Linked DNA regions of Homo sapiens: region 1 is linked to region 2. Evidence: read pairs that join two places in POLR2A ChIA-PET (ENCODE). Cell type or tissue: GM12878. All regions are shown on one strand. Links, peaks and the distances in the headings refer to the core of each region. The heading gives the core; the rest is flanking DNA. Region 1 overlaps ARIH2 (ariadne RBR E3 ubiquitin protein ligase 2). Region 2 overlaps SHISA5 (shisa family member 5).

The links. Peaks named below come from ENCODE experiments on the same cell type or tissue, not always from the same donor. Only the 100,000 strongest peaks of a DNase experiment are listed, where the experiment ranks them.
Region 1: POLR2A ChIA-PET joins it to region 2 with 6 read pairs; 6 of 35 experiments call an interaction of 5 or more read pairs at or near these places.

Annotation. Positions count from the first base shown.
Region 1 is chr3:48,925,725-48,931,868 of GRCh38, forward strand. It overlaps ARIH2 (ariadne RBR E3 ubiquitin protein ligase 2), which reads left to right. Exons shown (of 16, transcript NM_006321.4): 3 at 1,738-2,089. The coding sequence starts at 1,835. Among named protein-coding and RNA genes, the nearest start is that of ARIH2OS, 9.4 kb to the left of the region's middle. RefSeq lists an enhancer at 1,210-1,269. In GM12878, for the core only: no CTCF peak of the experiment used is centred there; no DNase peak of the experiment used is centred there; H3K4me3 peaks cover 671 bases; H3K27ac peaks cover 1,590 bases.
Region 2 is chr3:48,474,061-48,480,204 of GRCh38, forward strand. It overlaps SHISA5 (shisa family member 5), which reads right to left. Exons shown (of 6, transcript NM_016479.6): 3 at 5,117-5,197. Among named protein-coding and RNA genes, the nearest start is that of TREX1, 11 kb to the left of the region's middle. RefSeq lists enhancers at 211-1,070, 5,412-5,461. In GM12878, for the core only: no CTCF peak of the experiment used is centred there; no DNase peak of the experiment used is centred there; H3K4me3 peaks cover 533 bases; H3K27ac peaks cover 913 bases.

The sequences.
Region 1 (6,144 bases), core at 829-5,828, 450 kb after region 2:
TTTTTTTTTTTTTGAGATGGAGTCTCACTCTGTTGCCAGGCTGCAGTACAGTGGCGGGATCTCGGCTCACTGCAACCTCCGACTCCCTCGTTCAAGTGATTCTCCTGCCTCAGCCACCTGAGTAGCTGGGGATTACACGCACGCACCACCACGTATAGCTAATTTTTGTATTTTTAGTAGAGATGGGGTTTCACCACGTTGGCCAGGATGCTCTTGATCTCCTGACCTCGTGATCCACCCGCCTTGGCTTCCCAAAGTGCTGGGATTACAGGCGTGAGCCACCGCACCTGGCCTAGTTTTAGATTTAAATCGCTAGTTGATATTGTTCCTTTCAGCTCATCAGTTGAAATGGTAGTTGTGTAGAAAAGTTAATGGGTGTTTGCCACAATCTTCTGTGAGTTGAAGTTAGGGTTTGTGACTGTTTCACTTTCTCAACTAGTATTCTCTTTTCGTTTATATGTAATTAAGTAACATTTCGCTGTTTGCGGGCTTTTCTTTTTTGAGATGGAGTTTCCCTCGTGTGTGTGTGTGTGTGTGTGTGTATGTGTGTACGTGTGTGTGTGACGGAGTTTCGCTTTTATTGCCCAGGCTGGAGTGCAGTGGCGCAATCTCAGCTCACTATAACCTCCGCCTCCTGGGTTCAAGCGTTTCTCCTGTCTTAGCCTCCCAAGTAGCTGGGATTACAGGTGCCTGTCACCACGCCTGCTTAATTTTTTTGTATTTTTAGTAGAGACAGGGTTTCACCATATTAGCCAGGCTGGTCTCGAACTCCTGACCTCAGGTGACCCACCCATCTCAGCCTCTCAAAATTCTGGGATTACAGGCGTGAGCCACCGCACCCGGCCAATGGAGTTTCACTCTTGTCATCCAGGCTAGAGTGCAGTGGCGCAATCTTGGCTCACTGTAAACTCTGCCTCCCGGGTTAAAGTGATTCTCCTGCCTCAGCGTCCCGAGTAGCTGGGATTACAGGTGCATATCACCACACCTGGCTAATTTTGTATTTTTAGTAGAGATGGGGTTTCGCCATGTTGGCCAGTCTGGTCTTGAACTCCTGACCTCAAGTGATCCACCCACCTTAGCCTCCCACAGTGCTGGGATTACAGGCATGAGTCACCACACCCGGCCAGTAGAACTCTTTAAACCTGAAAAATCAGTCAACTTTGCAGACTAGAGGAGGATGTTGAACACCTATGTGTGTTTTTTTTTTCTTTACCAACTATGCACCTATTTTTCAGACACCTAAAAGTAATGTCTGTGAAACAGTGGTTTTCTTTTTCTACATATTACAGCAGGAAGTGTTCCTATTTATGTACTGTCTGTATCAATACTAACGGGGCATGATAAGCAAAATTTTAAACTTTGGTAGTTAAACCTTTATGTTGCCTCCCCTCTGGGCTGCCAGCTGTGGGGATGTGCTTCTCCCTTAAGGACTTTGGCAAGAATAACAAGTTCATTGGAATTTGACTTTCTGACATAGAGCAGACAGCCTTGCCCTGTCATGCCAGGCCTTTCATGTGAAGTTACCATTTATTAGCTGCTTCTGTCTCTCCAGGGAAGGATTTCCCTTTTATAAGCCTGGGCCAGGGGGATGATAGTAAGATTCCCCATGTGATACCAGAGTTGGAATAGGCTGTAGTGAGATTAGGGCCAGGACTGTCCCATTTTGATTCTTGAATGGTTTCTGTTACAACTTGTCATGGGGAAAAAGTAACACTTATTTTTTTTTTCCTCCCTTAGAAGACAAAAATACTAATGCATTTGAGAAAGCGGTAGTTTTGGGGGGAGGGGGAAAAAGCAACTGCTTTCCTGATCTGCAACTTGGCTGGATGCTAAGATGTCAGTGGACATGAATAGCCAGGGGTCTGACAGCAATGAAGAGGACTATGACCCAAATTGTGAGGAAGAGGAAGAAGAAGAAGAAGACGACCCTGGGGACATAGAGGACTATTACGTGGGAGTAGCCAGCGATGTGGAGCAGCAGGGGGCTGATGCCTTTGATCCCGAGGAGTACCAGTTCACTTGCTTGACCTACAAGGAATCTGAGGGTGCCCTCAATGAGCACATGACCAGCTTAGCTTCTGTCCTAAAGGTGAGCAGTGTTGTAAACTCCAGTGTAATCCCCCCCAGTTAAATCTAAGGATGAGCTGTTGTTAATTAATGTCTCCTCCAGACTAATTGAATGGCCTTGTAGCTTGAAACCAAATTTAAGTGTATGTCAACATCATTTGGACATTTTGTTACATTTACTTTGTTTTCTAATATATGCATGTCTAAGGTCCTCAGATTCCCAAATTAGTAAGAATTAGAAAGTAGGGGTGGGACAGATTCAAGAAAGATGTACCATACCAGAAATGTGTAGTAGCAGAATTGCACAACTTTGCACGTTTCAGGAAGTGAGTTTTCAGAATTTTATGAGGTTGATACAATAAGCATCAGAATCACCATCTTCTGTACGACTGTGAGTGACTGATAAATGTCTTGAGAGTATACAGATCCCTCTGGTTTGCCCTGAATAGTCATTGCCTTTGGGCTAATGAGCTCATTTGTTTCATGTACTGATTTTAATAATAATTCTTTCTTATGCTTGTATTTCATTGATTTAGGGGGTGTTAGTATGGAAATTGTAAAGAATGAACAAAGTTGATTACCCCATCAGCAAGCATTTTATTTAACACATAAGCTAAAACATACCTTTGGATGTCTTGTACCTTAGGCCAGTTATTATCCTATTTACATTTTTTATGATCATTTTGACAGTTTCCCAACAAGCATGTTTCCTTCTCTAACACTGGCCATTATGGGAAATTGGAAATATTTCTCTTTAGTGTTTTCACTAATCTTTTTTCATGAATTGTTACTTGGATTTTGTTTCTGATTAAATTGGAGGTCAAAAGGGCACCTTGGCATGATGTCAACCAAATAAATTTTATTGGAACTTAAACAGAAATAACTAAGGTGTGCCTTGTATGATTTCTATAAAATTTGCTTTATCTACTAGTTTAGGGATTTTTTTTTTTTTCCCCAGATGGTTGGCAAAGGCTAATACCTTGAATTTAGATACTCAGGTCTTTATTAGCAACTGGCTGGAAGCTGAAAGCTAAGTTGTTTTTTTTTTTGTGTGACTAATTTCTAGAAGTGATTGTAGACTTCCTGTCTTGTGCTGAGCAGAAAACTCTGAAGAATGAGGACCTATGGATCCTCTGGGTTTGGGATTTCTGCACTATGGCTATAACAAAGCTGCTGGACCCCTGCCTCCAGAGGGCATTTCCCTGGTAGAAAACAATAATCGGGTTTCTCTTCCTCACCATGCACACCTCTCCCTTGTTGATCAATAGTTTTCTTTTGCTTTAGTCATACTGTCAGGTTATATACAATGTTGGTATTTAAAATAAGAAAAGGATATGTTCATAATGTTAGGTTAGAAAAAATAATATTAGGAATTATGTAGTGTGTAACCATGCTCTGGACAGTGTCAGTTGACCAAGTTCATGAGGATGTTCCTGTCTATACACAAGAATTCTCAGATTGTCAAGCCTCTGTGCTGGCTTTTTCTGCCCTGCTAGAGACAGCTGAGGGGCCCAAGCACCTGTCCGTCCGTCCGTCCGTCCTTCCTTCCTTCCTTTTTTTTTTTGTTTTTTAATTGTGGTAAAATATATGTAACATAAAATTTACTGTTTTACATTCTTCCTTCTTATACATGGTCAGCCTCCTGGAAAGCTTTCCCTTCGCCGCCTCATCTCTTACTGCCCTTAGGAGTCCTCAGAGTCTAGCTCATGCTTTCTCTGAGTGAGTTTCCTTGAGAGACCCTAGAGCACAGTGGCCATGCCTTCTTTGGTCTGTGTCCAAAGAATACAGCTCGTTTATTTTTTTAGGTTATGTACTGCAGTCTTCTGACTGCTTTATGTTTTACCTGTTCACACATTTTGGCATGATCTCTCCAACTAGATTGTCAGTTCTTGGAGAGCAATAACTGTCTTGTACCTTATCTCCTCCATCATTCTTGTCACACTATTTCATCTACAGTAGGTATTGAATAATTGCTTGGATACTTGTGGATTTTGTTGATTGTTGGTGATAGTAGCAGCTGCTGCTGTGGGTGTGAGCTAGATTTCCTAGTCCCTGATACATTTTGTTTCCTGTTGGAAATGAAATGAAAGGGCATTGTTCTGGCCTTTAAGACTGAGAAGAGTAAGAGCAAAAAGAACTTGTAGCAGAGATGAGGGAATAAATAAGAGAAGGAAGAGAGTTGAAACAGTATGAAAGGGTTAAAGAGAAAATGGAGCAAAGAGGAAAATAATCCACAAAAATTTAGATGTTGAGAGTTTATTTTTTCCCTTCTGCACTTCACTGAGAAATATGTTAACACCATTTACTTTCTGGGGCTGGGCAAAAAAAGGTTGTGGCTCTTTTGGTTGGGTTGACTGTACCTAAAGGGACTCTGGTGTTTTAAGTGATTCAGAAACTTGACCAAAGAGACTGGACAGAAAAGCAGCTTGCTTAAGAGTAAAGGAGAAGGAATCATATACAAAGTTTTTTCTTTGAGGCAAGATACAAGCTAGCATTGTTTTTATTTACTTATATTTTTAAAATTATATTTTAAATACAAAAATTAGCTGAGCGTGCTAGCATGTTCCTGTAGTCCCAGCTACTCAGGAGGCTGAGGTGGGAGGATCACTTGGGCCTGGGAGCGGAGGTTGCAGTGAGCTGAGATTGCCCCCACTATACTCCAGCTTGGGCTACAGAGCAAGACCTTATCTCAAAACAACAAAAATTTTTTTTTTGGTAGAGATGGGGTCTTGCTATGTTGCCTAGGTCTTAAACTCCTGGCCTCAAGCCATCTTCCCACCTCAGCCTCCCAAATTCCTCTACAAGCATGAGCTACCACTCCTGGCCTGTTTTTATTTTTGTAATTAATATTTTTTGAGGATGAGAGGGAATAATTTAAGTGCTTAGTTTACCCAATGGTGTTCCGGCTACTCTGGTTGTCTTGTTGCACATGTCTCTGAAAGTGTGATTGATAGTGATAGTCACCCAGATCACTACTGATATCCCATTGGTCGTAGTGCTGATTGCACAATTCTGTGGCATATTGAAACATTTAATTTTTTAATGTAATTTAAGTTCTGTGGCTTGTAGAAAATGTTGTGTGTATGTAATTGAAAATTATAGCCTTACGAATTCTAGTCTATGAGTAAAAACTATCCAAGTTTGAGGAGTGGCTTAAATTTTTCACTTGATTCTCATGTCTGTGTACTCATTTTGTTGTGTCCAGGCAGTTGCATGTGGATTATTTATAGTATAGCATAAAATTAAGCCTTTTACTGCCATTTGGGATTTGAAGTCTCTTTTTAAAAATTATTATTTAAAAAAAAATTTTTTTAGAGATGAGCTCTTGCCCTGTCTCACAACTGGAGTGCAGTAGCATGATCATAGCTCACTGTACCCTCAAACTCCTGGGTTCCAAGCTATCCTCCCATCTCAGCCTCCCAAGTAGCTGGGGCTACAGGTGCGTGCAACTAATTAAACAAAAATTTATTTTGGCCAGGCGCAGTGGCTCACGCCTGTAATCCCAGCACTATGGGAGGCCGAGGCGGGTGGATCACGAGGTCAGGAGATCAAGATCATCCTGGCTAACACGGTGAAACCCCATCTCTACTAAAAATACAAACAAAAAATTAGTCGGGTGTGGTGACACATGCCTGTGGTCCCAGCTACTCAGGAGGCTGAGGCAGGAGAATGGGTGTGAACCCGCGGGCAGAGGTTGCAGTGAGATGAGATCGCACCACTGCACTCCAGCCTGGGCAACAGAGTGAGACTCTGTCTCAAAAAAAAAAAAGAGAAAAAATTTTTAAGTGGACTCAAAAAGCTGCAAAAAAAATTTTTTTTTAAGATACAGAATCTCACTATGTTGCCCAGGCTGATCTCAAACTCCTGGCCTCAAGTGATCCTCCTGCCTCAGCCTCCTGAGTTAGCTGAGTAAAGTGTCTTAAGTAGAAAAATCACAATTTTCAGCCGGGTGCGGTGGCTCACGCCTGTAATCCGAGTACTTTGGGAGGCCAAGGCAGGTGGATCACGAGGTCAGGAGAGCCCTGGCTAACACAGTGAAAAACCTGTCTTTACTAAAAATACAAAAAATTAGCCAGG
Region 2 (6,144 bases), core at 563-5,562:
CAGTGAAATTTACAATAAAGGAAATTTTATTATTATTATTTTTTTGAGGCAGGGTCTCACTCTGTTGCCCAGGCTGGAGTGCAGTGGCACGATCACAGCTCACTGCAGCCTCAAACTCCCAGGCTCAAGTGATCCTCCCACCTCAGTCCCCCAAGTAGCTGGAACCACAGGCATGCACCACCACACTCGGCTATTTTTTTATTTTTTGTAGAGACAGGGTCTCACTGTGTTGCCCAGGCTAATTTTTAATCTTTAATTAAAATTTTATTTTTTAATTTAATTTTTTTTTTTTTGAGACAGAGTCTTTCTCTGTCACCCAGGCTGGAGTGCAATGGTGCAATCTCAGCCCACTGCAGCCTCCGCCTCCCCGGGTTCAAGTGATTCTCGTGCCTCAGCCTCCCGAGAAGCTGGGACTACAGGTGCGTGCCACCACACCTGGCTAATTTGTGTATTTTTAGTAGAGATGGGGTTTCACCACGTTGGCCAGGCTGGTCTCGAACTCCCGACCTCAGGTGATCTGCCCACCTTGGCCTCCCAAAGTGCTGGGATTACAGGCCTGAGCCACCGTGCCTGGCCTTTAATTAAAATTTTAAATAAAATAAAACTCCCTATTAGGCCCACAAAGCCATGTGTGGTCTGGAACTGCCCCCTCTCCTTCAACCTCTGTGCTGAGTCCCATCCCCCTCCTTTCAGCTTTGAAAGCACCATGCTGTGTCCTGCTCAAGGCCTTTGCACATGCAGATACTCCTGCCAGCTCAGCCCTTTCCTCCTTTCATCTCAGCCACACCTAACTCATTCCTGCTCACCCCTCAGGCCTCAGGTCACTTCCCCAGGAGCACCCTCCCCACCATGCAGAAGAGGCCAGGCCCCTCAGCACATGCCCGCACGGAATTAAATTCCTTTCTACTTCAGTTCATAAACACACACTCTGTTGTGTGTGAGCATTTGATCAACTACGTCTTGCCCCTGCTTTGTACCATTATCATCCAATACAGCTTTCGGCCACCACTATATTTCCAGTGCCTAGCATATAGTGAGTGCTCAATAAAAAAAAAATTTTTGCATAATGTTGTGAATTAATCAATAAATATTGGACAGGTAAATGAATAAATTCACTCAGAGACCCCACCCAGGCACGGTGACCTTAGAAAACCAAGCAACATTCAAGGGGTGGTTGCAGAGCGGGGCTAGGGTACAAGGCCACACGTGGCTACAGTACCAATGGAACTACGCCTCCGAGAGGAAGGAATGGGGTCTCCCAAGGCTGGGGCCAAGCTCAAAAGGCAGAGTCGGCCCAAGCAGGAGGGAGCAGAAGGCAGAGGGGCAGCCACCCCGGCAGGGAGTTTGGGCAGGATTGTAGGGTCTGGGGAGAACTCGGCGGCCTCCAAGAAATGGAAGACTCCAAACCTTAGACAGTGAACAGGCTGGCTCTGGACCTGGGATACCCGCACCCCCACCCTGGTGTCAGCAAGGCCCCAGACAGGCTTGAGGGCCTGAGAACCACAGAAAGGACGCTTTGAGGGCTGGGAGGTAGCACCGGGGCTGTGGCCACACCTCGCCTAATGGGCCTCTCTCCCTTTCCCCTGCACTGTGGCAGTGGAGTCACAGCAGAGGGTCAGTGGTGGCCTCCTTGGGGTCTGCAGCCAGAGCTTCTGCCATTCGGTACTTAGAAACCCAACAGTCTTGCCCGACAGTCCTGTGAGTGCAAGGAGCTGGGAAGAGGACATGACAGTAGGATCCAAAACAACCAGGAGACTATCTGGGGAGTGAATAAGGCAAGAATGGCTGGAGCCACTCACCATTAAACAGAGATTCACTTGCCAAAGTCTAGGGGGCAGAAGACCTGGGCCAACCCTGAGCCCACAAATAGGGCCACACTATAACCCCTGCCATGGGTGGCATCCTCCTGCGGCAGGGGTTCTGGGCCAGGCAGATGTGGGCCCATCTGGATCCAGGCTCCAGCCTGCTGCCTCATGCCTAGGGAACTCAAAAAGTAGCCCAGGTCGGGCACAGTGGCTCAGCCTGTAATCCCAGCATTTTGGGAGGCTGAGGCGGGCAGATCACAAGGTCAGGAGCTCGAGACCAGTCTGGCCAACATGGTGAAACCCCATCTCTACTAAAAATACAAAAATTAGCCGGGCATGGTGGCCGGCACCTGTAATCCCAGCTACTCAGGAAGCTGAGGCAGGAGAATTGCTTGAACCCAGGAGGCGGAGGTTGCAGTGAGCAGAGATTGTGCCACTGCACTCCAGCCTGGGCAACAGGAGAGAAACTCCATCTCAAAAAAAAAAAAAAAAAAAAGTAGCCCAGAGGGAGATAGCCAGAGGCAAGGGTCCCAAAATAAGGAGAGGAGGAGGGGTCAGTGGCAGAGAGTGGGGCAGAGCTGGGGTGGGGCTCCTGGCCTGGGGTCTTTCCCCTGCCTGGCTTCTCCTGAGCTCCTGGCCATGGCCTCGACAGCAGGGGCCAGGCCCTCAACATGGAGCCAACTCTCCAGTGGACAAACAGTGCCCTTGGCCAAGTAGGCAGCACATGGATGCCCAGCAGAGGATGTCTCCTTGGGACCCAGACAGGCAGCCACCTGAGAGAGTTCAAAAGAGAGGAGTCATTGATGACCCTGTCCCCCTCCCCTCCTCCCAGCACCCACTTCTTTGGCTCCTGCACCTTTATAAAGCAGGTCCTAGGCATGAGCTGGGGCTCAGAACAAAGCAGAGGACAAGAGATGACATGAGGCGCGGGAGGGGGAGCATCACTCCAGTCACCTGCTCTTCTCGATGCATGGGCAAAATAGCCTGGGGCAGGAGGCAGCAGGGCACGCCAAGCACACGGCACACGAGGCCCAGTGCTATGCACACCACGGCGGCAGCTGGGCTAACAGAACAGGTCCCACATGCACACCTTGGGGAGTCAGAGGTGCCTCTGAGCTGGCCCCAGTCACCTCCCTGCTGCCACAACCCCAGGAAGCCACTCCTCCTCCTATGCCCCTCTGGGAGCTTGTTCCGCACTGTCTCCTCCTTGTTGTCCCAGCTCAAATCTATAACATTGAGAAAAAAAAAAAAAAAAGAAACAGAACAACCCTTCACATGGATTCTCCAACTCCTTTTTTTTGTTGTTGCAACCTCTGCCTCCTGGGTTCAAGTGATTCTCCTGCCTCAGCCTACAGAGTAGCTGGAATTACAGGCACCCGCCAACACGCCCAGCTAATTTTTGTTATTTTTAGTAGAGACAGGGTTTCACCATGTTGGCCAGGCTGGTCTTGAACTCCTGGCCTCAGGTGATCTGTCCACCTCAGCCTCCCAAAGTGCTGGGATTATAAGCATTAGCCACCACGCCCGGCCTCCCTTTTAAAAACAAAAAACAAAAAACACGGGGTCGCCCAGGCTGGAGTGCAGGGATTATTCCCAGGCAGGATCATACCTCACTGTAGCCCTGAACTCCCGGCCTACAGCGATCCTCCTGCCTCAGCCTCCCAAGTAGCTGGGACTACAGAAGTGTGGCACTGTGCCCAGCTTCAATGCCTGTCTTACTCCTCATCCATTCACGGCTAAAACTCTCCAAGGAGTTGCCTGCGACCAGCATACAATTTCCAACTGCTCTTCAATCTGCTCCACTGCCTCGCTCTTGCCCAGGGTGCCATGGACTCCGTGGTGTGAAATCTCCATTCCACAGCGCACTTCACCACAAGCCTGCCCTCCTCCAGTGTCCAGCCCCTGCTCCTTCCCACTCCCTCCACACCCTGCCTTGTGGGAGCTGCTGAATGTAAGTCTCCATCCTCACCTCTTGCCACCAAGCTCTGGCTCTCTCTGGCTCTCTCTGGCCTCCAGCGCCTCTGGCCAGGAAGCCGCCTGAGGCCACCTCCTACAGAAACGACTTCCCACCTCCCACACCCACCCCATCTGCTCTTTCCATCTTCCACAGAGCAGCCAGTGTGGTCTTCCTAAAACTCCATTCGGTCCCCAGCGCTCCCAGAACCCTCTGTGATGCCCACTGTCCTCAGGACGAGGCCCACTCCTTGACTGCCTCCAGGCCCACACAGGCTGGGCATAGGCATCTCCCACGGGGCCATCTGAAAGCCCACAATCCTGGGCCTCAGGGCAGGACAGCCGCTCCTGGGCTCCTGGACGTGGAGGGGAAGGCCTGTAGAGATCTCAGGCTCCAACCAGCCCTGAGGTGTTGAGGAGGGGCACAGCTGCACTTCTTCCCCTCCTCCACGCACAGGAGCCCTGCCCTGATTCTGCTGTAGCCAGTGAGGCCCCACACCTGCCTGGGCCTACAGGATGGGATGGGGCAAAACAAGAACCCAAGCCCCCCACTCAGGCCCAGAGCCCAAGGTCTCTTCCTCCAAAGGGGAAACCCTGCCCTCCTGGGCAGACCTTTTCTTTAAGCGGCTTCTAGATCCACCAGGGAAGAGGGGAGACAGCAAGTGGAACAGACCCAGGCAGGAAAGCCCGCCCTAGTGGCTGCACACCCATTCCACCTCCAGGAAGATGTCACAACTCCTGTTACGGTGGCAATAACACAGGCCGGAGCCCAGCCAAGGGGACTGGGGTTTGGGGGCTGGGGTTGCTCCTTGGTTCCCTGAGAGGAGAGTCCTGACACAGTAACCATGACCCACAAAGCTTCACACAGGAACTGTGGCATCATTGGTTGTCCCAGGACCTCTCCCCACCGTTATCACCCCAATACCATGTGCTTGCCAGCACCACCATCACCCCATCACCATCACCATTGTCACCAATGCCCAATCACAATATACCCGCCCCCATCTACCATCATCGCATGCCCACTACAGCCCCTTCTCTGTCACTCCTGCCCCCATCGGGACCCATCAGTCATCTGCTGACTCAACCCAGCATCTAGGTCAATGTACCCCGGACCCCTGGCCCTTCAATTGTCAACCCCCGACCACAGTCACCCACGTCCCCACCACCCCAGCACACTAATGAAGACACCTTCACAGCATAAGGAGCAAGTGTCCTAGTGGTCAGATATGGTGACAGTTTCTTGGGCTCCACCCCAATGACCGAATCATCCCAGTCCCCCAGATGCACACTGGCCCCCCTGAGCCCTCTTGTCACCTTTGCCAGGAAGATGCACCCAGCCAGCAGGCTTTACTTACCCTGACATGGGGTCGTTGTAGCCAGGGCGAAACCTCAGCGCCGAGCCCAGCTGCTCCACCGGCTCTACACTGGCAGGCACGCTGCAAACAGGAAACCTTGTGATTAGCACAATGAAGCCCCACCGAGCGCCAGCACAAACACTACCTTAGGGCACCACAAAACGTGCACAGAAGCTACTATGAACCGGTGGCTTCAATGGCCTTCCAGAGGTGGACTCTGCCCACACCGGGATCTCATAGCACAAAGCCACACATCCTCTCAGGTGTCCACCAGACTGTCTCCAGGAGAGAACATATGTTAGGCCACAAAACAAGTCTCAGCAGATTTTAGAAGACAGATACCATACAAAGGATCTTCTCTGACCACAACAGGATGAAGTTACAAATCAGTAACCACATTGCCACAAAGTTTATTATAATTTTTTTTTGTTTTTGAGATGGAGTCTTCCTCTGTCACCTAGGCTGGAGTGCAGAGGCACGATCTTGGCTCACTGCAACCTCCGCCTCCCAGGTTCAAGCGATTCTCCTGCCTCACCCTCCTGGGTAGCTGGGATTACAGGCACCCGCCACCATGCGCAGCTAATTTTTGTATTTTTAGTAGAGACAGTGTTTCACCATATTGGCCAGGCTGGTCTCGAACTCCTGACCTCGTGATCTGCCCGCCTTGGCCTCCCAAAGTGCTGGGATTACAGGCGTTAGCCACCACACCTGGCCTACATTTCCACAAAGTTTTTTTTTTTTTTTTGAGACAGAGTCTTGCTCTCTCGCCCAGGCTGGAGTGCGGTGGCGCGATCTCGGCTCACTGCAAGCTCCGCCTCCCGGCTTCACACCGTTCTCCTGCCTCAGCCTCCCGAGTAGCTGGGTCTACAGGCGCCCACAACTACGCCCGGCTAATTTTTTGTATTTTTAGTAGAGACAAGGTTTCACCGTGTTAGCCAGGATGGTCTCGATCTCCTGACCTCGTGATCCACCTGCCTTGGCCTCCCAAAGTGCTGGGATTACAGGCGTGAGCCACCACGCCTGGCCTC